Linked DNA regions of Homo sapiens: regions 1, 2, 3 and 5 are each linked to region 4. The links are chromatin loops, found by intact Hi-C in ENCODE. Cell type or tissue: A673. All regions are shown on one strand. Region 1 overlaps TRDN (triadin). Region 2 overlaps TRDN (triadin). Region 3 has its middle 81 kb from the start of SMPDL3A. Region 4 has its middle 79 kb from the start of TRDN. Region 5 overlaps TRDN (triadin).

Region 1 (5,000 bases), 320 kb before region 4:
AACTGATTAAAAAAATAATTCCCCATCTCTCTCCTTCCTTTCCAATTTGGGTCTATATCAATTTCTTCCAACAATTTTTTATGTAATACCTGTGAACTAGATTGATCCCCCATCTAAATTCTAATTGGCTCCAAAAAAATTATTGTCCAATTATTTTACTTTTGCTCAACATTCATCCACTGAAGAATGAATCATCTTTTCCCTTCAGCTAGTTTTTTCCCTTCAGCTAGTTTCTTCCCCTGAAACTTAATATTTTTAACAATTACCATCTCCTAATTACCCAGTTTCCAAAGCTCAGTATCATTTTTATTCTTTCCTTTGTTTCTTTTGATATACTCTATCAGATATTAGTTCTTCAAAATGTTAATGACATTTGTGCTTTTTTTCTTATGTCATTGCCACCATCCTAGTTGAGGTTATTGTCTCATGTCTTAATAGAAACAAAAGCCATTCCTTATATCTACCTAAATTTCTTAGATCTCCAAATTGGAATTTCCTGTAGTAGTGAGATATTTATTTTGTTGCCTCCTCAGTGTCTCAAAACTTTGTTAAAATAATTTCCTTAAATTATTTTAAAATTCCAAAGAATATATGCTAAATCTTAATAATAGTTATAAATAAATATGAACATATATACATACATATGTATGGAAAGCCAGATTTTTAATATGTCCTTTGTTGTAAAAGTTAAAAATAAATAAATGAACAGATCTAATCTAGCCTTTTACCATGCCACAAAGATCATGATCAATTTTGTCACTTTATACTTCAAAAAATCAGTCTACTATAGGATTATTGCCAATTTTAAGTTTTGTCTCCACGTGAAGTACTTGCAAATATTAATTATTTATATGCATAATTTAATTATATGCCTATGGCATTAAAATAAACATATCTAAGAAAGATCTATGGAGGATTTGCAAAGACGCGAATGATATGCAGTTCTGCTTTGATGTGTCCCTGCATTGGTGTGTCATTTTTATTTTAGTAAACGCATACACAGAATACCTCACTCTTGCCTTGTTCACTGTGCTTCATCAATCTTTTCATCCAATTTCCTTCCAAGGATAATTCTAACAAGACTTTGAAACTCTTGGTTACTATTTCCTCAAAAATAAATATTTTATTCCAAAATGATAAGCTCTAAGGTTGACTTGTCCAATGTAGTTTAAATCTTGAATGGTTAAATGTAGTTTAAAGAGCCCATGGCCTCAAGCTCAAATATGAATCAAATTTTCAGATATCTCTTCATTTTCCTCCTCATGAATGCCTCTAACATGAGGCTGAAGTAACTAACACAAAATTCTTGCCTCAAGTCGTAGTTCCACATCTACACTATGGTCCTCAGAAGTCTCAGTCAAACAGAATGAGCCTAAGGTGATTGTGGTTTTCTATGAAAACATATATACACTAATAGCAATGATTTCTTAAACTGGTAGTCATTGGCTTGAGGAACTCACCCTGACCTGCATTTTCATGTATTAAAAAACCAAAGGTAATAATATTTGTCCTGCCTTTCTATCGTTCATAATATTTACTATATTCCCTATCAGAACTTTCCTAAAGAAAAACAAGTTTTTCAATGTGAAAACTAAAAACTGGTATCATAGCTTTTAATCATTCTAGCTTATTTTGCTCACAGACAACATCCTCGAGTCAAATGGCATTTAACAAACCCATGTTACCAATATTTTCGGGGGTGATTCTGCATGTTGCTGGGTCCAAGATTAAATACAAGAGAAAAATTTTGCTCAGATGTAATACATTCGGTCATACATCATGTGATGTGCTAAGAAGTCTGCTATGAGAGCCTTCTACCCCTGAAAATTGTACCACCACCTATGTGCATCTCCTTTATTGCTTGATATTATATAATCTAGCATAGAAGAGATGATAAAGATCTTCTCCAGTAAACATTGTATCTTTTATTTTCTAAGTGTGTTCCATAAAGTTTTGCCACATAACAAAGGCAGAACACTTGAACCCTTCCCTCATGCTTTCATCAAATTAATCCTCATGGTGTGAGACGAAACCACTTTAGTTATCCTGAAGATATTTGTAAATGGTGAAATTAATTTTCTTAGATGGCTCATAAAAATAGGATAATTATTTTGTAGCCATATCTGGAACCCCATTTTTACAGTTTTGATGTTTATGAAGTAATATTGCTTTAATAACATTCTGATCTTCTCATGTAACATAAATTACAAGGTATACTGAAAATTATAGAAAAGTGTACATTATTTTATATCTGTATTTGTATTTCTTTATGCACATCAATGGATTATTTTTAAAAATATACATAAAGCTCAAATACTGAAACTTGGAGCCAAGACTAGTTCTTGGGTCCTTCAGCAGTTCCTCTGCAAATTTGGCATTACTCTCAGTCATGCTTGCTCCAATTACTAAATAAATACTTGAACTGTGTATTTTCATTCAACAATATTTTTTTTGCAATATCCCAGCAGATGGTGCTATTCTGCAATAAACAGCTTTTGCTTTTGTCAATAAAGTGCTATAGATGTTTAAAAAAAGGCAATGCTTTTTAAAGTGTTTTATTGCTTACCTTGTGCTGCAATTTTTACAGTCCCTTGTTTGGTTTCAGAAGCTTTTCCCGGCTCTTGGAATGAAAAAAACATAAATTACCATGAAGTATGATTTTGGAAAAATATATAAATAAAAAAGGGACAGGGGAGCACAAACACAAACGAGCATAAAAAGTGTTGCTTTTGACACGAAGAATTTTTGTTAAGACATAAACTTATTAGAGGAATTGCTGAGAATGGAGCTTACTGAAAGAAAAACATGACTGAAGCAATTTAAATCATAAGATAAAGATTCCAAACACTGTTTTGCCTCACTGTTAACTGGCCATGGAATATCACTTTGCATTTGTTGAGCATCTGAATTTGAAAATCTCAGAATTCTATTTAAATTATGTCTGTATTATCAGCCCTTTGAAATCGATGGCACATGTAGAACCAAATAAGATGACTTACTGAAGGTCCCTTAGTGACTAATGTGAGAATAAAGCCTGAAACAACCAATCCCAAGTTCAAGCCTTTGACTCTAAAATGCCCTTCCCTAAACTGCAGTGGCACCAATCACTATTAGTGTGGCCCTGGGCAAAATATATCCGAGAGAATGAGCAAGCTTCATTATGAATCTTTCTTCCCTCTTGTTCTAAGTTTTTTTTGCTATGTTTTTCTCCTTTGTTCAGAATTTTTCCTTTAAAGAAAAAGGATTTATTAAAAAAAAACTTATATGATAAACATTTAAATATACTTAATCAGAATGGGAAATAATGGGTAAATAAAAATTTCAAAAAATAACGGCTCACTTCACATTTGACTTAGTATGGTTTCTGATTGTCTTTACTGTTTTCAATTATTGAATTATTATTTAATAATGGAAAGTAAGATTGGGTCATTTGTTTTAGATATTCACTTTCATTCATTCATCCATCACATGTTTAGCAATAATTATGTGTGGACACGAAGTTAGGTGGATATGTAGTAGTTGATTCACATATATATTCAATCTTTCATTTAATTATTGTCAAATGTTGATTATAACTTGTTTAATGTTGATTTGATTTCTAATTCATGCTTTACCTCTTGTTGGTAAGATAATTATTCATTTATATATAAACATGATTATAAAAATGCTAATTTTATTTGTTGTTACATAAAATAAATATTACTTGATTCATAAATAATTCTAATTACTATAGCTATTTATTCAGAGAAAATATCTTTTGCCAAAACTGAATTCAGTCTACCCTTGATATTTACATAATTAATTTTTTTTCTGGAGGAAAACTGCATGCATGCTAGTACCATCTTTGTCAAACCTAGACTAAATGGTCTCAATTAGTAATTATATATAACTGACATTTAGTAGACAAGTATTAAATAATTGTTGACTAAAACAAATGGAAGAAAAGAAGAAAATAATATGCCCAAAAATTTCAACAAATGAGCACCATTCTGCTCAGATGTTTTACTTCTTGGAGATCTCAAAATATTAGAAAATTATACTGCAATTTGTAATTAAATTTTAAAGAAAAAGATTTTAAAATATCAGTATGTAAAGTACCTTAGAATTTGTAGAAATATTTGCAAAAATTTGCAGCCAATTTTCCTCTTATCTTCTCCTTTTTCTTTATATCCTCTTAAATCACTGATCCTAAACAACCTCATCACACCTAAGATTCTATTAGAGCACGGAGGTCACACACACCTGCAAATTATGTAGTGCTTTTCCTAGGGCCTTATCACTTCTCCCACAGACTGTTTGGTTTCTCTGTCAGCTGCTTTCTCCCTCAGCGGTCAGGTTCAGAAACATGCCCCTGAGTGCTGAGTTTTCCCATTTGAGTGTCCCAACAGGCTGGTCATCTCTCAATGGGGTTTACCTCTTTAATAACCTTAGCCTGTCCTGGGTTGGGCTGTGTGCACATAGATTGGGCATGTTTTAGGGTTCCTTATCTATGGGCTCTTCTTTCTACTAAGACTTAGTTCCCTCCCTAAGCCTTCCCTGCCCCTCATTGTCCCGCGTCCAACACATGCCAAAGAAAACAGTCCACAAATGCACACTGATGCATTGAAGATACTGTTTCCAGGTAAAAGTGTATTTTAAAGAGGTCATTCTACAATGTCTACCTGCAAAAGAAAGATTTCAATGGAGGAAAATCTCGGGATCATAGCAGTATCATGTTTGTCCCTCATAACTCCATCTATTCCTTCTCTGATTTTAAGCTTTAAAGTTCATTTATGAGGTTGGTGCAAATGCAATTGCAGTTGCACGAACCTCAATTGCGTTTTCACCCGTCTAAAATATTAGTTCACAAACTACTACATGATCTACATCTCAATAGAAATTAACAGTTTAAAACCAAATGCCTTTTCAGTAAGTCTGCCAGCTTGCATCCAACCAACAAAAATATCATCCTTGAAACTATTGAGGACACATGCAAAGAAGATCAGATTTGACATCTGCTC
Region 2 (5,000 bases), 220 kb before region 4:
GGAATTCGGCAGTCTTGGATTTGAATCTCCTGTCTGCTGCTTTGTGCCACCTTGGCAAACCACTTAAGCTCTTTGTGTCTCAATTCTTTCATCTGTAAAACATGGATGATAATATACTCCTTTTAAGTTTGTATTAGGATTATATAAGATTTCCATAGCCTGGTGGAGAGTAAATATTTAGCAACTGGTACTCACAGAAATCACTTAACATTTTGTGATTCTGTGCTTTAATATTATCACCTTAGCCTTGTATATTTTTATTCTAAATTTCACACAGACATATCCTACCAATATCTCAAGGTCTATTTCAATTGTTATGTCTTCCATACCATCTTCTTTGGTCTTTCACACTACGAGTACTATTTTTTTTGCAATAAATATTCATAATAAAAGAGAAAGCAAAAAAGGGATTTGGGAGAACATGTACATATATATCTTTTAATCATTTAAACAATCTTAAGTAATAAATCTTATAAATAAACTGAGATTCAAAAAAACAAAAAACACAAGTGAAGGATTTAAATCTTGGCTTGCGTGACCACCGAGTTTATATTTTTCCCATTGGTTCTCATTACACTATCAGGGTCCACTGGAGTCAATCAGAGTTTTTTTAGTTTCTTTTGTTAAGCAGTTCTGTTTATAAAAATTAATATTTCTTGACTTATTTGTTTTCTTATAGGTCTTCCAAGAAACAAAAGGAAATTTACCTATTTCTTAAACAGAACAAAACCCATTATATCTTGTAATTACCATGTGACAGCATTGGACAATTTTAAACATGTAAGGCACTTTATGGAAACTTCATGATCTTTTTTTTCTTATATTAAGCATTTTCTATTTCATCAACATAGGAACTGTTTCATCATTACTCATCAATCGTTCCTAACAATGCTTAAAACTAAAACAATGAAGAAGCAGAATAATGAAATTGCCTAGAAAGATGATGCAACTGTAAAATATATCATTATTGCCCCATCATCACTATGATTGTTTATAGTGTTGACTGAAGTATTACATCATCATTCAAGAAGATATAAAAGAAGCCTGGAGACATCTTTTTTTTTTTGAGACACCATTTTTACAGCCTACTTTGTTTCACTGAACACAGTTTATAATTCAGAATTATTTTTTCCATCCATAACTTCAAATAGAAGAAAAGTGACAGAGGAAGATATTTCAAAATTATTAAATGAATCAGAAGATGAATGCAGAAAGACAGAGAGCAGTAAGCTAGACTCTAATGATTAGGGTAAAATTGAAATTGATTATACAAGTGAAATCTCAGACTATGAGTCTTCATAAGACAATGAATTTTCTTAAACTATAGAATCAATGAGTGAACAATGCATTTCAAAGAGAAAAAAGGAAATATACTATAGTAGTTCCCTCTTATCCATAAAAAATGTATTCCAAGATATCCAGTAGATACCTGAAACAATGAATAATGCTGAATTCTATGTATGCTGTGTTTTCTTGATCTGAAAACCGAGATACCTAATAAGTGTCTCACAGACAGGTAGCTTAGAGAGCGTGGATACATCGGACAAAGGGATGATTCACATACTTGGTGGAATAGAGCGTGATAACATGACATGCTACTCAGAATGGTGTCCAATTTAAAACTTGTGAGTTGTTTATTTCAGGAATTTTCCATTTGATATTTTCAGACTGTGGTTGACTGTGGGTTACTGAAACTGCAAATAGCAAAATCATGGATAAGAGGACACGACTGTATTCTCATCTAGTTAGCCCTTTAACAGGAAGGAATTTATCCTGTTATATTTTGTGACAAGAACCTGAACCATTTCATTTTGCTAAAAGAGCATGTCACAGTACTCTTTCTTTATAAAATTCATGTGCCAAAATCTGTGGTTTCTAACTGCACAAATGCTAAAGAAAGAGAAAGGCAGGCATCCAAAAGAAATGGACAATGTGAATTTAAAAATAATTGAATGCATTATTGTAATCTATGTTTGTAAATACAAAAATGAAAACCTGCCCAGGCACAGTGGCTCACGCCTGTAATCCCAGCACTTTGAGAGGCCGAGGTGGGCGGATCACGAGGTCAAGAGATCAAGGCCATCCTGGCCAACATGGTGAAATCCCGTCTCTACTAAAAATAGAAAAAAAATTAGATGGGCACGGTGGCGTGCACCTGTAGTCCCAGCTACTCGCAAGGCTGAGGCAGGAGAATTGCTTGAACCCGGGAGGCAGAGGTTGCAGTGAGCCGAGATGGCACCACTGCACTCCAGCCTGGCGACAGAGTGAGACTACATCTCAAAAAAAAAAAATAAAGAAGGAACGAAAGAAGGAAGGAAGGAAGGAAGGAAGGAAGGAAATGTTTTATTATGAAATGAAGATGACATTTTCTTTTCAACAAAATTATGGACCATCAAGGTTTATAAAAATTAAAGTACTACATTTTGATGATGCACATTCTAGAAAAACCAGAAGTGATAATATATAATAGAACTTATTAAAGATATATTCAAAATTTGAAATTGGTATCTGCAAGATGAATACACTGAAGGCTCATAGATGATAACTGATGAGCTGTTTGTTTCTTTCTGAAGATATTTCCCATTTGAAGTATATACATCTTTGAAAACAGGGAATATAAGATAGAAACATTTTGTTTTACTATATTTAAATTCTTATCAAAACTTTCACTTTCCCTTTATTTCTACTCCTGTAAACTATTAGAAAAACTAAATAATTTTTTTTAATAATTAAAACTCCAAGAGGTTGATAGAGAAAATTACTCATTCCTGGTATACTGAGATTAGAATGTATATTTTCTATGTCTTCATTGTATACTTATCAAGTTATCCTTTTTAATACAATTATTTATGTCTTAGCTTACCTCTTTTCTGGACCACCAGCTTGCTGAGAGGATTCAACAACTACTTACTGAATAAACATTAAAATTCCCGAAACTTTTGTTGTGTGAAAATAATTAAATGATTGGAATTAGAGTGAATATGTTTTTATGGAACTATGCCTACCTTGGAGCAGGATTTTTTTCAGAAGTCTAAAGCAAAGCTAAATGGTACCTAGTCTTGTCTAATACAAGCAGTGAGCTCTGAAATACATTAAACCATTAAATAACAGTGACTATAATGCAATTACATTTGACCTCTTCTCAGCGAGATTTAACCAAAAATATAGTTAAGCACCACTAAAGTTCAAGAAAAGGATCTTAATAAAATGAGAGTACTAACTTATTCCTTGAGGCTCTTTCTAGCTATGGACTTAAAACCCATTGAATTGGAATGCAGGCTGCCAAAGAATGCCTTATTACAATCAGAGAAGATTCTGATAGGTGAGTACCCTCAATTTAAAGAAAACAAATGACACAAAAAGCAGAATAAATTACCGTGACATAATTCTTGGCTCAAGTAAAAGTCAGACAGTAGCTGAAATTTTAATAGTGGAATAACTTCTAAGGGATAAACTTTAACTTGTATTAAACTTTAATCATAATAGTTACAGAGATGAAAGCTAAAAAAAATTATTAAAATTACTAAGCACAAGCACACTAGCCCTGGTACTTGTAGTGGACATTTAAATTGGTTTCTTTATCTTTAGTGAATATAAAGAGGTCTGTGAACCATGTGATTTCTTCCTTACAGAAATTTGTCTCTTTAACTTGGGTGACTCTGCCCAGAAACCCATGCAATTTATTAAGCCCAGATAGAAGTTGGTGAAGAAGGAATATGAAAATGCCAAGCAAGATCCTGATGTGTTTTCTTAAAAATAGTCTACCTAAATGAATAAAATTATCAGTATAGCTGTCACTTAAGAAAAATGTGCTAAGCCACACAAAATTGAAAAGGAAATTGGAATTACTGGAAGGTTGATAAAGATAAATAAATCTGGCGGAATATACCTTGACCATCCGTACTATCAATTTCCAAAAAAAGAAAAAGAAAAAAACCCATAAATTGTGTTTTGATGTTGCAAATAATGTCTGTCTTGACCAGTTTTAATAGTTCTCTTATGAGTAAGTGACAAGTAGACTACTTTAAGCCCTAGGAAAAAAAGTGGAGGTTAATCAGTTTCAAGACAGCTACCATAAGACGAATCAATCTCTTTCTTTCTGTCTCAATCTCTCCCCGACTCTCCTCTCTCTGTCTTCCCTAAGGCAGGTTATGAGTTATTAAAACACATCCTGTATAACGCTGACCATCGGCACAACCAAAGATCTCAATATGAAGATGTTAGTTCATTAAATGGAGAAAGTATCTCTGGAGAGGGGAGATCTTCGGTGTTCATAATATACCTAAAATTACAAAATGTACATACAGGTCTATGCCAGTTGCCCATAGGACCAGTGTTGATAGCATGCATTCACTTCCTAGATTTAAATATAATTTTCTTCATGTTTCAACTTAATATAGAGTAAGTCAGTACAAGAGAATTTTGATTCAATACAACCAAATGAGCAGATCTTTATAATTTATACTGGTTTATTAAGATGGTCCCTATAATTGAAGTGAGGATTATCCCTGACCCTAGGATAGTGCATATTCACCATTCACAACAGAAAATCAGAAAGAGCAATTCAATTAATCTTCAGGTTTATAGACGAAATCTTAGCTAAAAATTTTAAGAATATCTTAGAAGCATTTTATTTGATGGGATAAAAGGCAAAACTTGGGACTTATGTCATAGTGTCAGCACATTTCATCAGCAAGCGTTTTCAAATTAGAACTGCAATTTGGGTTACTTTTGAGGGTGTGACAGTACAAAGGAAAAACTGAATCCCAGAGGGAAAAATCAAATTATAGTTTTAAAAACTCATTACCAATAATTAATAGTGAACTCTAGCTAAACAATACAGGTGTTACACTAATCCCAAACAGAAACAGATGGAAGCGCAAATGTTTTATAAGTAGTGGATACATGCAGAGCAATAAACTTGGCAAGAATTGTCTTATTCTATAATTGCCAGTCAGAGTCAATGTCTCACCACTTACATTGTCTCTAAATTAATATGC
Region 3 (5,000 bases), 850 kb before region 4:
ATTTTCCCCCAGATTGGCCTTTGAAGTCTTGACCTTTCTTCCAGCCCTTTCTTAAATACAATTCCTTCTCTGAGGCCTTTCTAGTTCCCTTTACCAGATGTGATTTCTTCATCCATTAAATATACAAATCATTTTGTCCCTACATATCACTTGTCTTTTTTTCTCTATATTATGGTGAACTGAATACTTCACTCATTCCTCAGTACAATATGGGATTATCATAGTGTTAAATACTTTTAATCACAATTCTGTCTTTTCTCACCCTGGAATATTGGGCAAATTCTTAAATCTTTCTGGCGTTCAGTTTTCTTTTCATTTGTAATGAGTGAAATAATAATTATTTTGTAGATTTATTGTGAGAATAATGCATGTTAGGTGCTCACTAAATATTAGGGTTTTTTTTCCCCTTTAGAGTTATACATTCTTGAGAACTTATTGCTACATACTTGCTTGAGTTCTCTGCAGTATCTGGGATGAAGTACAGATATATGTTTAATTGTATCAACAGAATTTAGCACAGGGCAAGGAACACTATCTATGTTTAGTAAACTCTGGTCTTACAACTCTTTATTGTATCTATAACAAATTTTAATATTATGTGATTGTAAGGATCATTAGGAAATTAGCCAACTTGCAGCATTAACATAAGCAAAGCATGCAGGGAAACTAAATTATACCAGATTCTCTAGGCAGCTATTAAACTAAATTGAGGTCATTATTAGCTGAGTAAGGGAAATGGTTAGAGGAGGGCAAGACAATGGTACCCTTTAGTGAGCTACCAGAAGAGCAGATTTTACAGCAACTGAAGAATGGATGATGTTATGGTTTGAATGTGTGCCCTAGAATTCATATGTTGGAAACTTAATTCCCAATGCAACAGTATTGGGAGGTGGGGCTTAATGGAAGTTGTTTAGGTCACAAGGGTTCTGCGCTCATGAATAGATTAATGCTGTTATAAAAAGGGCATGTGGGAGTGGATTCCCTCTTTTGTACTCTTGCCCTTCCACCTTCCACCATTTTGATAATACAGCAAGAAGGCCCTCACCAGATGTTGGCACTTTGATCTCAAATTTTCCAGCCTCCAGAAGTGTGAACCAATACATTTCTGATCATGATAAATTAACTGATCTTAGGAATTTTTTTATAGCAGCACAAAATGGACTAAGACAAATGAGGGTATGAAGAGGACTACCCGTTTAAAAGAGATTACTTTGGGATTTCAGGTAGCAAGGCAAGCAGGGGAGCCTTATGCTCTTTGTATTAGAGAAGAGGAAGAGTAGTATCTTCACCATCACTGGTGACCGGGAAGTTTACTGGCAGGGTTAGAATTCTTGTTGCTATCACAGTGCCACTAGGCTATCTGACAGACTGAATCTAGAAGCATCTGTTTGTGCTCTACATAACAAATAGAAATGACTTTAGCTTTCAGAAACTTGAAGTTAACTGGGATCTTAGTCAGTTGGGGCTGCTATAACAAAAATGCCATGGACTAGGTGGCTTAAACAGCAAACTTTTATTTCTTAACAGTTCCACAGGCTGGGAAGTCCAAGATTAAGGAGCTAGCAGATCTAGTGTCTGGTGACAGCCCACTCCTTAGCTTGTAGACAGCTGCCTTCTCTCTACATCCTTATATGACTGAGAGCTCTTTTCTTTTAAGGACACTAAACACACTCATAAGGGCTTTACTCTCATGACCTAATCACCTCCCAGAGGCCTTACCTCCAAATACCATCATATGGGGGATCACATTTCAACATACAGATTTTGGGGGAACACAAACATGCAGTTCATAGCACTAAGAAAGCACAATCATTTGCAGAAATTGCTAACATCTAAATATTAGCTGGGTCAGTCTGTGGACCAAGAAAGAGAAGAAAAATATCTGTGGGATCTTAGCATTAGAGACTATGATGCATCTGTTTATGTGTGTGTGTGTCATTTAGAGCATATAAATGAAGCTTGTTCTCATGTAGCAGTCTAAGAGCAGGTGGTGTTCCTGAGGAAGTCCAGCAGGGTGCACTAAGAGGCCAGGGGAAGAGAACACACTGGGAAATTGTGCAACCTCATAGGAGCTGAGCATAATATCAAGTTTATCATGACCTTCAATGCAGAATTACCTAGGTGAGGGTGGGAGGGTATTGTAACAGAAAAAGATAAAAGGTAGCAGTCAAACATCACAAAGTATTTCTGGAATACTATTTAAAAATACCACTTAAGCATTTAATCTTTGTATCTAGATTAAAAAGTTGTCCTGCAAATATTCACATGCTTTGCCACTAAAACAAGCTATAGAAATTTTATTTAATAATTTTATTCTTTACAATATGAGCCTGGTGCATACTAGGTAAGATGTTTTTCATAGTTCTTGGAAATAGTTATGCCTTTATCATGTGTATGAAAGAAGATAGGGATAGTAGATGCTATGGTTTGAATGTTCCCTCCAAAGCTTGTTAAATTTAATTGTCATTGTGATAGAATTAAGAGAGGCAACTGTTAACAGGTCTCTGTCTCTGTCTGATCTAACAGACTTGTTAGATCACAAGTCTCTGTCCTCCTCATAAATTGATTAATGTAATAATCACAGGAGCACATTATTATTGTGGGAATGGGTTAGTTATTGTGACAGTAGACTTGTGAGGCAACTGTTAATAGCTGATTAGGTCAAAGGTTTCTGTGCTCCTCATAAATTTATTAATGTCATAATCACAGGAGCACATTATTATTGAGAGTAGACTTGTTATAAAAGTGAGGTTGCACCCCTCTTGCTGTCTCTCTCATGTTCTCTTGCTCTTCTGCCTTCTGCCATGGGATGACACAGCAGGAAGGCCCTCATCAGATGCAGGCACCTCAACTTAGGCTTCTCAGCCACCAGAACTGTAAGAAATAAATATCTGTTCTTTGTAAATTGCCCAGTTTCATGTACCATTCTATACCACCAGAAAATGGACTAAGACACAAAATTGGTACCATGAAGTGGGGCCATTGCTATTAAAAATGTTGAAGTGACTTTGAAAGTAAGTAATGGATAGATGCTAGAAGAATTTTGAGGAGCAGGCTAGAAAAAGCCTAGATTGCTATAAAAAGAGCAGTAAGAGTGATTCTGGTGAGAGTTGAGAATAGATGTAAAGAAGCCTGGAACTTCTTAGATATTACTTAATTGGTCATGATTAGAATGTTGGTAGAAACATGAATGGTAAAGGCCATTCTGATGAGGTCTCAATGGAAATGAGGAACAAAATATTGTAAAATGACATAAAAGTTATTTTTGTGACACAGTTGTAAGGAACTTAGCAGAATTGTGTCCATGTCCTAGGACTCTATGGAAGACAAATTTAAGAGTACTGAATTAGAATGTGTGGCAGAAGAAATTTCTAAGCAAAACATTGAAGGAGCTGCATGGCTACTTTTAACTGCATACAGTACGATGTGAGAGGAGAGATATTAGAGACAGAATTTATAATAAAAGGGAAGCAGAGCAGAAAAATTTGAAAAATTTGGAGCTTAGCCATTGTATTAGTCAGGGTACTGTGGAGGGACAGAACTAATAGGACAGAGGTATATGTAAAGGGGAGTTTATCAAGGAGTATTGACTCACATGATCACAATGGGAGGTCCCACAATAGGCTGTCTGCAAGCTAAGGAGCAAGGAAGTCAGTCCAGTCCCAAAGCTGAAAAATTTGGAGTCTGACATTAGAGGGCAGAAGCATCCAGCATGGGAGAAAGATGTAGGCTGCGAGGCTAAGCCAGTTTAGTCTTTTAACATTCTTCTGCCTGCTTTTATTCTGGCTGGGTTGGCAGCTGAATAGATTGTATCCACCTGGATTGAGGGTGGGCCTGCCTTTCCCATTCCACTGACTCAAATGTAAATCTTTTTTGGCAACACCGTCACAGACACACCCAGGAAGGCCAAATCCTTCAATCCAACCAAGTTGACGCTCAGTATTAACTATCACAGCCATGTAAACAGTGAAAAGGATTTTTACCTTTGCTTTAGAAGAGCAAACCAAGGGTCTAGCCAAGCAACTATTTGCTAAATTGGTACTGATAGAGGAGAGCCAGGGGCTAGTTTTCAAGACAATGGGAGAATGACCCAGAAGGCATTTCAGAGATCCTCTAGGCAAGCTGTGACCTTGAGGGCAAAGTTTCCAGAGAGGCACCCAAGGGAGCTCAGGATTTGCTGCCCAGGGTTATCCCAAACTTTGGTCCCTAAATTCTGGTGCAGCACACCTTAGCTGCCCCATTATTTTTTGGCTCAAGTGGGCCCAGTACAGCTCAATCAACCACTCTGGAAGTTACAAGACATAAACCTTGGCAATGTCTATGTGGTACTAATTCTGCAGACAGGTGGAATACAAGAGCTGTAACTTTTTCCACTTAGATTTCAAAGGATGTCATAGACAGCCTGGGCACAGGCAGAAATGTCTCAGGGGTGGAGCCACCACAGACAGCCACCACCAAGGCAATGCCCAGCAGAACTGTGGGATTGGGGTCACTGCAGAGTCCCCACTTGGGCAACACTTACTGGGAGCTATGGCAGCTGTCAAGACCCCAGGACTGTAGAGCTACCAGCATGCCAACTCTAGCTGGGGAAAGCCACAGGCATGAGACTCTAATCCATGATAGCTGCTGGGTAGACTGAGCCTAGCACAACCTCATGGTGGGGCTGCCTGGGGCCTTGGGGGCCCAACCCCAGCCCAGGGTGCCCAGAATAGGGGACATGGAATCAAATAAGATTATTCTTCAGATTTACGACTTAATGTTTTCCTTGTTGGATTTTGGACTTACTTGTTACAGCTACCCTTTTTTCTTGCCTACTTCTCCCTTTTGGAATGAGAATGGTTATCCTATGTCTTGGCTATTTTGGAAGCACGTAACTTGTTAATTTCACAGGCTTACAGCTGGAGAGAAATTTGTTTAAAGATGAATCATGCCTTGAGTATCACTCACATTTGATTCAGATGAGACGCTGGACTTTGGACTTTTGAGTTGGTGCTGAAATG
Region 4 (5,000 bases):
ACAAGAGTTGGCAAACTATGACCCATATGCTAAATCCATCTCACCATCTGTTTTTTGTAAGTAAAGTTTTACTGGAGTCCATCTGTTTACGTGTTATATGTTATAGCTGCTTTCACATGACAACAGCAGAGATGAATTGTTGCAATAGAGATAATATAACCTGAAATGCTTAAACTATTTGTTATATGTGCCTTTTCAAAAAAAGTTTACCAAACCCTGTTCTAAAGGGTACAAGGGCAGTAATCTTCATCATATCTCAATTTAATTCACCAGCCTGGCTCCTGAAATCAGACAGATGCAGCGGAGTCACAGTAGACTACCACGAACTCACAGGTATAGTAGTGCCGATTTCAGCCACCTTGAGAGATAGAGTGCTCTTACCGGAGCAAAGTAATATGGTCTCCAGTATGTGACATGCAACCCTGGATTTGGCAGATGCATTCTTCCCTTTACCTGTTATAAAAGAGGATCATACATAATTCACATGAACATGGAATAAATAAAATTATATGTTTATAGTTGCCCCATAGCTATGTAAACTCTCCTAGCTTCTGTTGAAAGACAGCATAAAGAGATCTGGATCATCAGAACATTTCGGAAACCATCACATCCATGATGTACATAAATAACATCATGCTAATTGGGCCAGAGGAGCATATGAGAGGCCTTGGTAGGACAGTCATGCTTCAGAGGGAGTGAGATAAATCCCATAAAGATTCAGGGGTCCACCATATGAATAAAACTTTCCAAGGACTGGTGTTTAGAAACAAGCAGGTATATCTCATCCAAGGTAACAGTTAAGTTATTTAATCTTGTCTTACTCGCAATGAAGAAGATAGTACAATACCCTACAGGTGTCTTTGCATTTTGGGGATAACATATTCTTTTTTTTTTTTTTTTTTTTTGAGATGGAGTCTCACTCTGTCACCCAGGCTGGAGTGCAGTGGTGTGATCTCAGCTCACTGCAACCTCTGCCGCCCAGGTTCAAGCAATTCTTCTGCCTCAGCCTCCTGAGTAGCTGGGATTACAGGTGCCTGCCACCACACCCGGCTAATTTTTTTGTAGTTTTTAGTAGAGATAGGGTTTCACCATCTTGACCAGGCTGGTCTTGAACTTCTGATGGCTCTGTCTCATATCCCAATGATACAAAAAGATGTTGGCTTTCAATTTACCCTAGAGCAGGAAAGGTCCCTGCAGTAAGTCCAGGCTGCAGAACAAGCAGCCCTGCCCTTGGGCAATACATCCAGAAGACCCTAAGGTATTAGAATATATTAATGGGAAAGGTACAACATGAGGAATTTATATTAAATCTCAGTGGGAGAATCCAAATTCAGACCACTGGAGTTCCCAAGAAGGACTTGACATCTTCAGAGGGAGATTACATTGGGGCTCAGAAAGCAATACCCCAAAATGAAGGCCTCAGTAGCCACCTCAGAAACAAGAGTATTTCCCTGACCTTCTCCTGTTCCCCTCTCTCTCAGTCCCATTCTCCCTGAGGCTAGCGATAGAAACTAGAATCCCTCTTCCAGAAGGTGGGTCATAGAAACAAGAACCTCTTTTACCCCAAAGCCAGTCATAAAACCTAAAAATATTACTCTACCTTTCCCTCTGTCCTATCTATGTAAAACTTGGCCATAAAAAGATGATCTGACCTATCTTTTTTGACTGTGGGTCATAAGACCCCCATTCCAGAGAAGTCCTGCCCCACACCCGGAAGGAAGGAATGCATGCTCACAGAGGTCAAGAAGATTCTAGACTGACAAGCCTCACTGGGCTTCCCTCACTCAATCTGTTAGCATTAGAGCATATCTTTTTGTCCAATCATATTTCTACATGGCTGTCTATACTTTGTTGAAGCTAAGCATTAAAATGGGCCATTTCCCCTGTGTCTTTGTGTCTTCATTCTGAAGATATCATTCTGTGTATAGACATTAAATTAATTTGTATACCTTTCCTCCTATTAATCAATCTGCCTCATATGAGTAATTCTCAGCAAAGCTTGAAGGAGCCAAAGTCTTTGGCCCCTATCTGATATACCTTTTGAGAAATGACTCCTTTTGTTCAACAGTGCCGTGAAGAGGCCTTGGCATAGCAGATGTTACAGTCTGATTTTTGAGTAAGTGGTACTGTTGAATCAAATTATCCCACCAGGGAAGAAGGTTTAGGATAAAATGGGTAATAACGGGAAGCAATAAAGATTATGGCAAGTAGAAAGGAGGCACAAATGAATCAAAACTCCAGGAAAGGAAGTGATAATATTATTCCCACAAGAGCATCTTGGAACAAGAGAATAATACTCTCAGCCATTTCTGTCAGATTATATTTTGATGAATGGCCAATGCTGGGAGAAATCACCTGATCTGTTTTCTGCAGAGAAGAAAAATAAAATTCATGCTTATTTACTAGCTCTTGTTTGGACTCCACCTGAATAATTTCGAAAAAGATGTAATACAGTGCCCCCTGGTGACTCAACTGACCAATAGCCAATTAGAACTGCTAATTAATTGTAGCTACCATTTTACTATTTATAGACTGTATTTACTACTTGGTTCTTTTTCAGATAACCAGAGAACTAAATTGCCTGTGAATTACACAAAGCATGGGTTCATGAACAGTTTAGCATCTGCGCACCGTGTGTCAGTTAATCAAGATGGCAGCACACTGCTAAAGGAGTTGCCTGGGAATTATAAGAAGCACATTGCTCTTGGCTGCCTCGTGTGCCAGAGCTAGCTTTTCCCTTCTGACCATATCAAATGTGAATGTAGACTGAATAACTTTCGGGAAAGTAGAAATAGAACCAAGAGAGCCCTGAGGAGAATGAGAAATAGGAATAACATAGTTATATACCATAGAACAACATGCCCATTTGAAGTTTTATGAAACACCCAATATTTTGGGCGTTTATTATGTACCTAAATTGTGCCCATGCTACAAATGCCTGAGAGTAACAACATATATGGTGGCCCAATCAGCATGCATCCCCATCTAGCCAGACATGACATGGGAATATTAGAAAGTGGTCACTGATAACCGGGTCCGGCAAAAATATCCTTTCTGAAGGCTCATTATTGTGATAAAAAGAGCTGCTAATACAAATTCATACTGCATTACAAGGAGGCCAATAGTAAATGTGGAAAGAAAATGAAGTGATTTGTGAGTGGGATAGAAGTATAATCAAGCTAACAGAACACCATACCCGTTATCAGTACTAAGTGAGGACTTATCATCTCTCCCAGTGTTTCAGTTATCTATTACTGCATAATAAACCACCCCAAAACACAGGCACTTCAACATCAATGCTTATCTCCAGTGGTTCTGAGGGCTGACTGGGCTCAGCTATGAAGTTCTAATGTGGGTCTCGTAGGTGGTTATAATCAATTGGTGGCTGAGGCTGGTGTCTTTTGAAGACTAGATGGGGCTGCATGCTTAAGAAAAAATTTTACTACCGTAGCTAGCACCTTAGCTGGGATGGATAGAATAGATAGGAGCTATCTGGGGGTCTCTCTCTGCAGGATAGCTATACGTAGCTAACTCAGGCTCTCTCATAGCATGATGGTCTCAAGATAGTCAGACATTATACATGAGGTTGACTTTCCCCAGTGTGAGCATTTCAGGTGAAAGCTTCAAGGCTTCTTATGAAATAGCCTTAGGAATCACAGAGTTTTACATCTACCACATTCTGTTGCTCAAGAGTGAGTCACTGGCGTCAGAACTGAACCAATGAAAGACTCTATACTGTGTTGTCTCCGGACAACCTGAAAGTCTTACTCCAAACAGCTGCATATTATGTCAAACATTATGTTAATCCCTCTGATGCAGTCAAGTGGTTTTTGTTTTTACTAATAGAATTAACTGAAAATCAGTTGGTAATCCCCAGGACACAAAATACTGATTTGAAGCCTGCCACTGATAGAATACCTCTGAAAAATGACTTGGTGAAAAGGAAATAAATGTGTAAAAAATTATACACACACTTTAATAGGTACATATAAAGAAGTTCAAATCACTTTTGATGACTGAAAACTAGGAAGAGAGTATCAACGGGGGATATGGTCATAATTAACATATATTATAAAGATAATTTCAACTCTCTATTGATGATTCACATTCTGGTAATTATTGGGATAGTCATAGATTTATATATTTGTGTTAAAAACTGCAGAAATTTTTGTAAGACTTTAAAAAGAGATTCCTGAGAAACATGAAGCAAGGAGAAACGGATGCAGGTCAGAGGATGGCCTGGGAAGGACAGATTTCACAGGAGGTCTGAAACTATCTCCTCAGAGGTATTCAAACCATCAGATTCTCAACTGGGGAAGGGATAAATTCTTAGGGCAAAAAAAAATCTTACTTCTTATGTATAAAGTACAAATAGTATACAAGATAATAAAAATTGCGGCATAAAAATTTCATGGGTTACGTTTAGAAAAAATGTATAAAAAGTTTCTGTAGATGGGTAGTAATGACAAAAAGATTGAGAAATCAGGTCTTAAGTCAATTTTGCCTTGGACAGACAGCCTTGTATATGTTCTAATGGCATTTACTATCTGAAAAATAGCTAAATTTCTGATCCATGGGGCTTTTAGCATAATATTCCCATTTTGCCTAGATTGCTAATTATTACCATACCAGAAATTTATAAACTTATGGAGTTCAGTTGCCTAGAAAGTGGACGTTAGACAATACGCCCTTTTATTTTATTTTTTTAAATTTTAGTTGTGAGAGTTCTTCATATGCCCTGGTTACAAGTCTTTTATCAGATATGTAATCTATAAACACTTATCTCAGTCTCTGGCTTTTTTGTTTCATTCTTTTAGCAATGTCTTTCAAAATCAGAAGTCCTCAATTTTGATAGTCTAATTCGTAAATATTTTCTTGTATGGTTCATGCTTTTAATATTGTATCTAGGAAGTATTTGCCAAACCCAAAATTAGAAAGATTTTCTATTAGCTTTCTTCTGGAAGATTAATGTCATTGTGTTTTACATTTAGTTCTATGAT
Region 5 (5,000 bases), 300 kb before region 4:
GTTTCATCTTTCTGTTCTCAACAAATTCCCAGTGTTGGGGCAACAGTAGCAGTAATGCCAATGACATCAGCATCTCAGTCTCTCAGTCTGAATCTTGGACTCAATGTCCTGTGATTGCTCCCAAAACAATTATCAAAAACACTTCAATTTCAGAGACTTTTATATGTCTGGACTTTCTGGCATCAAACAATCAAATTGTTACTTTAATTAGAATTACATCTGAAATCACACCTTGGTGAAATACCAGAAAGTACTGGTTATAAAAAATAATTAAAATGGTGTTTCTAAAGGGTGTAGAATTGACCATTACTCAAAATTACTTAGGAGTATTTTAAGCACTTAAGGTGAAGCTTTGGTTCTTTATAGTGAGCTTGAATTGATGACTTCATAGCCTGATAAAAGTGAATTCTCCAGGAATAAATAGGGCATTGTAAGAAAAAGCACTTGACAAGAGAAAGAGTGGTGTTTAATACAGCCAGTTGGCAAGTGAATATAGTTTCCCAAAAGGCATTCTTGAAGGTATTTTTTCACATAAAATTGTAACAAATTTCATTGGCTTTGAAGATGTGCTTGCCTATTATAACAGACATGTCAAAAACCATTGACAAATCATGAATAGGCTTCTTACAGATAAAGAGATAGTCAACAGTGTCAAATGCAAAATCTTTTTAGTAATGACTAAATCCAGAGACTCTCAGAAGAGGATGAAGCCCCCTACTCACCATTAGACATCTCTACCAGATTAAGAGTTATCCATTACTAAGTGTTGGTTAGTAAAGGTTCAAGGGGTAACTAGTTTTCTCTTGCATTCAGCCCATTTTCTTACCTTTTAATCACACATCAGAAGGCACCTTTTCAAATGCTTTGCTACACATGCATCAAGCCTGCACAATTTCTCTGATCTTCAAGTTCGCTATCTGATGAAGAATTAAGGTTAATTTTACATGACTTCTTTAATTTTGATGAACCTATGCCACATCTTTGCATTTAGCATTCCTTTAAGTTCCAATTAATAATACTTTCCGAAATATTGATCAAGGTTAACCTTAAGGTTACTAAATCCTTTCTATTGAGATTTTTTTAAAAAAATTCTAGAAACCACTGAAATGTCATTAAAACACAGAATAAGTGTTACCTCATGTTTAACGAGAACGTACTCCATAGGATATATAGAAATATGTGAGTTATAGGAATTTTCACATTGCCATGATATTCTGAGATTCATTGCTTGAGGGAGGCTGTCCATGGAATATATTGGATATTAGTAAGCAGTTGACATTGTCCTAGAGTTCATTTGATAAATAACAAATGCATATATACAAATATCAGCTTTTCTTTCAGTCAGGAAAAATCAAATCTTTTATTCTGTATGTTGTGGAGGTTTTAGCTGAATAGAAAATATATGTGTAATAATAAAGAGTTCCCAATCAAGAACTTGGAAGCAGGAAAATGGAATTGCCATTCTGAGAGTTAAGTCTTAAAACACACATTACATTTTAGGGGAAAAACCACTATATGCAAATTTAGTGATTCGCATAATAGTTTTGCCAAAATTTCTCTCTTTAAGTATTCTGCTCACAATTAGTAATATAAGAATCTTTTGATTATTGCTGGAAAATGAGTACCCTAGGATTATTACTGATTTCATTCTCCTAGGTAAAAATGTAATGATAATACAATTTTGAATATCGTTTCAGTTTTACTTACATCTATATACAGAAACTTTAACATATCAAATTTTATTAAATAATTACATGAATAAGAAGTAAAACTAGATAATATTTATATTTAAGGAGTCCTTTCTAATTCATTCATTCAGCAAATATTAATTGAGCATCTACTCTGTGCCAGATGCCACTCTAGGCTCTGTGAACACAATTATTAAACACTCAGAGGCTTGTCCTTTTGTAGCTTTGCATACTTCTTGGTAATATAAATGTATGATGGATATTTCAGAACAGTGCTTACTACAAATAAGGAATTCAACTAAATGCTTATTGAGTGATCAGGCTGAACTATCCTTACAAACTAGTTACTTATTTATATTTAATTTTCCCATGAGACATGATTTGACCTTTAGCTTATCAAATGCTACATACCAAACACATACAAATTATAAAAATATTTACCATGTATTGGATACTTGTAATATTCCAAGTACTGGGCTAGACAGCTTACCTAGATTTTCTCATTTAACCTTGACAAGATCGCTGTAACGTTAGAACCATTAGAGTCTTTCCAGAGAAGGAAACTAAGGCTCATCCATAGAACTTGCAGGTGACTGAGGCAAGGCTCAAAGCCAGACAGTCTAAGCAGGTAGCCCTTAAGATAAACACCCATGTAATGTTAAAACATAGTTCTTTCTATCCCATATGTAAATTTATATTTATTAGGCAAACACTATATAAAAATAGTAAGTGTACTAGCCAAATAATCATAACCACAAATATCACAATAAAAAGAAAATGATGTGGTCTCTCTCTGGATTCAAGAATACTACTGTTGTAGAGACCTAAGAAAGAAGACCTAATAAAGGTCAATGGTACCTCAGTGATAAGTAGACATTAGGCTAATTTCAATTTAATAGCAATTTATTTATTCCCTACTATGTGAACTGCATTGCATATACTGTATAGACAAAAATAACTACTGGGCTAAACTAAAAGATTCCTCAAAGCACAGAACAACATCAGCGAATACTTTAGTCGAGTTTCCATATTCTAGTTTTATATGTGCTCAATAGACATATTTACCTAGGAGGATAAGTATTATTGAAAGTTTTAGCACTGCTGGGCCTAAATGTTTTTGGTTTTGCAAATACTCCAGGATGGAGTATGACGTTCACAACTACGACCACCAGATGGCACTAGTCTTATCCTTTTCTGAAGAGAATTTCATATGCAAAATTCAGTGACAGCAGTGTCACTAAAGTTAAGGGGACAGAGCAAGAGGCAACTAAACAAATTTTCCAGCCAACAAAACACACGAGAAATGTGTTTATGTTAATTCTAATTGTTTTCACTTTTATAATTGCTTAAAATGATCTGTACTCAGGCCCTTTGAAAGCATCAGACCTCACTCAGGATAATATCTTTTGTGATCCAGATCTCCACAACTCGGTTAACTTCACCTCCTACCACCTGCTCCTCACTCATGCTATTCTATTCCACTGCTTCTTTTCCTGTTCCCTGATCATTGGGGTTTTTGCATTTCTTCTGTGTGAAGGTTGCATTTTTACTGTATGAAACTATTTTCACAAATGTGTGTGCAGCTCACTCCTTTCTTCATCCAAGTCTCTGTTCAGATAGCATCTCCTTAGACAGCCCTTCCCAGACCACCCAGTGAAAACACAGCACCTTCCATATTCTCTATCCACTTGCCCTCTCAATTCTTCATAGCAAGTATCATTCTCGGATATCATACTACATGCCCTTTATGATTTGTCTCCTTCACTGGACTATGAAGTTCTATAAATGCAAAAACTTTGTCTCCTTGTCACCATTATTCTTTTCCTCTTTTTTTCTTTTTTTTTAGTTGACAGAGTCTTGCTCTGTTGCACTCAGGCTGGAGTGCAGCGGCATAATCTCAGCTCGCTGAAACCTCCGTCTCCCGGGTCCAAGCGATTCTCTCGCCTCAGTTTCTCAAGTAGCTAGGATTACAGGCATCTGCCACCAAGCCTAGCTAATTTTTTGTATTTTTAATAGAGATGGGGCTTCACCATATTGGCCAGGCTGGACTTGAGCTCCTGACCTTAGGTGATCCACCTGCCTCCGTCTCCCAAAGTTGTGGGATTACAGGCGTGAGCCACCACGCCCAGCCACCATTATTCTTTAGTACCCAGAAAAGCATCTTTCTAATGAAAGGACTCAATAAGTGAACAAATGAATTAATGAAGGAATACCTAAGGAGAATAAGAGAATCATTAAGTCTATACAAATCATTTCTCAAGAATGAGGATTTGCATACCACCAAGGTCACTCTCAGTCCTGCATCTCCCTTTATATCTGTCTCATAAAATTATTATGTTATGATCTCTCCAAATTTGAAATTTTCTAAATTAATTTGAGGGAAGCATATTAAGTCTACCTTTCAGATTCAGGTATTATTGGCCTAAAATCCTACAATATAAAATTTTTTGATCCCTATTACCAAAATCACAGAGTGCAATTTGGTTTTACTTTCAGCTAACTGAGATAGGAATGGCTTTCCGTGTTCAGTTCCAGGGATACAAATTATTCTTTATATTCTAATGCAGGAAGACTGGTAGCAATGTATATAAATAACATTATAAAGGGCTATTTCTGTGATTGTTTTGAAGATCAGAAATATGGTCAAAGGGGCTCTTTCAATGCCTTTATAAAGCGAAATCACAAAGGTCAGCCAATGAGAAGAGAAAAGAGGTTTCTTTTTTCCTCATTCCCCCACGTATCCTTGCCCTTTTGTACTGTAAATTGCACAAGCTGGCATTTAAATGCACAATGTCAAAGGCAGAGCACATGCATTCAACCTGTGCAAAAAGACAGCTGGCTAGGGGCAGAAAGAGAAAAATACTGCCCTAAAGCCTTCAGGGCCAAGCTGCCAATGATACATCCCATCTCTCCGGTTTCTCATATCACAGTATTTGCCCTGTGGACAAAGAAGAAGTAGCCAAAGGAGCACTTTCCTTCTGACAGAGCAGAGCAGCTATATTCCACCTCTGAGACCAATAACCCCTCCTAGCTGCTTTTGTTAAGCAAAGACACCAGGGATGATGATCTGAACCATTTCAGCCCTTAAATCACGTTTGTAACAGTGGCTATTTTTGTCAAGGGCTAACTCCACATTTTGCTTATTTGGCTCTCACAATTAAAATTACTCATCCAGGACTGGGTAAGTATAACACACAAATGAAAGTGGGATTCAGACACTAATAAGAACATGCTGTAATAATTTTGACCCAGAGGTAGCTTGTCATAATAGGTAGGGTAAGTGTGACCGTTATTTCCCTGGTTTAGGAATAC

What was found. A loop is a pair of places that touch in the nucleus more often than their neighbours do. Peaks named below come from ENCODE experiments on the same cell type or tissue, not always from the same donor. Only the 100,000 strongest peaks of a DNase experiment are listed, where the experiment ranks them.
Region 1: a loop joins it to region 4, with 9 times the contacts of the local background. A loop is called at or near these places in 17 of 110 quality-filtered maps.
Region 2: it touches region 4 in a loop (10-fold over the local background); 7 of 110 quality-filtered maps call a loop at or near these places.
Region 3: it touches region 4 in a loop (20-fold over the local background); 10 of 110 quality-filtered maps call a loop at or near these places.
Region 5: it touches region 4 in a loop (11-fold over the local background); 89 of 110 quality-filtered maps call a loop at or near these places.

Annotation. Positions count from the first base shown.
Region 1 is chr6:123,391,058-123,396,057 of GRCh38, forward strand. TRDN (triadin) reads right to left here. Exons shown (of 41, transcript NM_006073.4): 13 at 2,567-2,620. Among named protein-coding and RNA genes, the nearest start is that of TRDN-AS1, 46 kb to the right of the region's middle. In A673, a CTCF peak has its summit at 2,490 (motif pointing right); a DNase peak (open chromatin) is centred at 2,484; H3K27ac peaks cover 572 bases.
Region 2 is chr6:123,488,826-123,493,825 of GRCh38, forward strand. The region is part of intron 9 of TRDN (triadin); the gene reads right to left. Among named protein-coding and RNA genes, the nearest start is that of TRDN-AS1, 52 kb to the left of the region's middle. In A673, no CTCF peak of the experiment used is centred here; DNase peaks (open chromatin) are centred at 2,406 and 3,206; H3K27ac peaks cover 4,942 bases.
Region 3 is chr6:122,867,610-122,872,609 of GRCh38, forward strand. No RefSeq gene overlaps it. Among named protein-coding and RNA genes, the nearest start is that of SMPDL3A, 81 kb to the left of the region's middle. In A673, CTCF peaks have their summits at 1,986 (motif pointing right) and 3,661; DNase peaks (open chromatin) are centred at 2,022 and 3,672; H3K27ac peaks cover 2,715 bases.
Region 4 is chr6:123,712,998-123,717,997 of GRCh38, forward strand. No RefSeq gene overlaps it. Among named protein-coding and RNA genes, the nearest start is that of TRDN, 79 kb to the left of the region's middle. In A673, CTCF peaks have their summits at 2,481 (motif pointing left) and 2,487 (motif pointing left); a DNase peak (open chromatin) is centred at 2,174; H3K27ac peaks cover 1,759 bases.
Region 5 is chr6:123,413,184-123,418,183 of GRCh38, forward strand. The region is part of intron 12 of TRDN (triadin); the gene reads right to left. Among named protein-coding and RNA genes, the nearest start is that of TRDN-AS1, 24 kb to the right of the region's middle. In A673, a CTCF peak has its summit at 2,853 (motif pointing right); a DNase peak (open chromatin) is centred at 2,878; H3K27ac peaks cover 517 bases.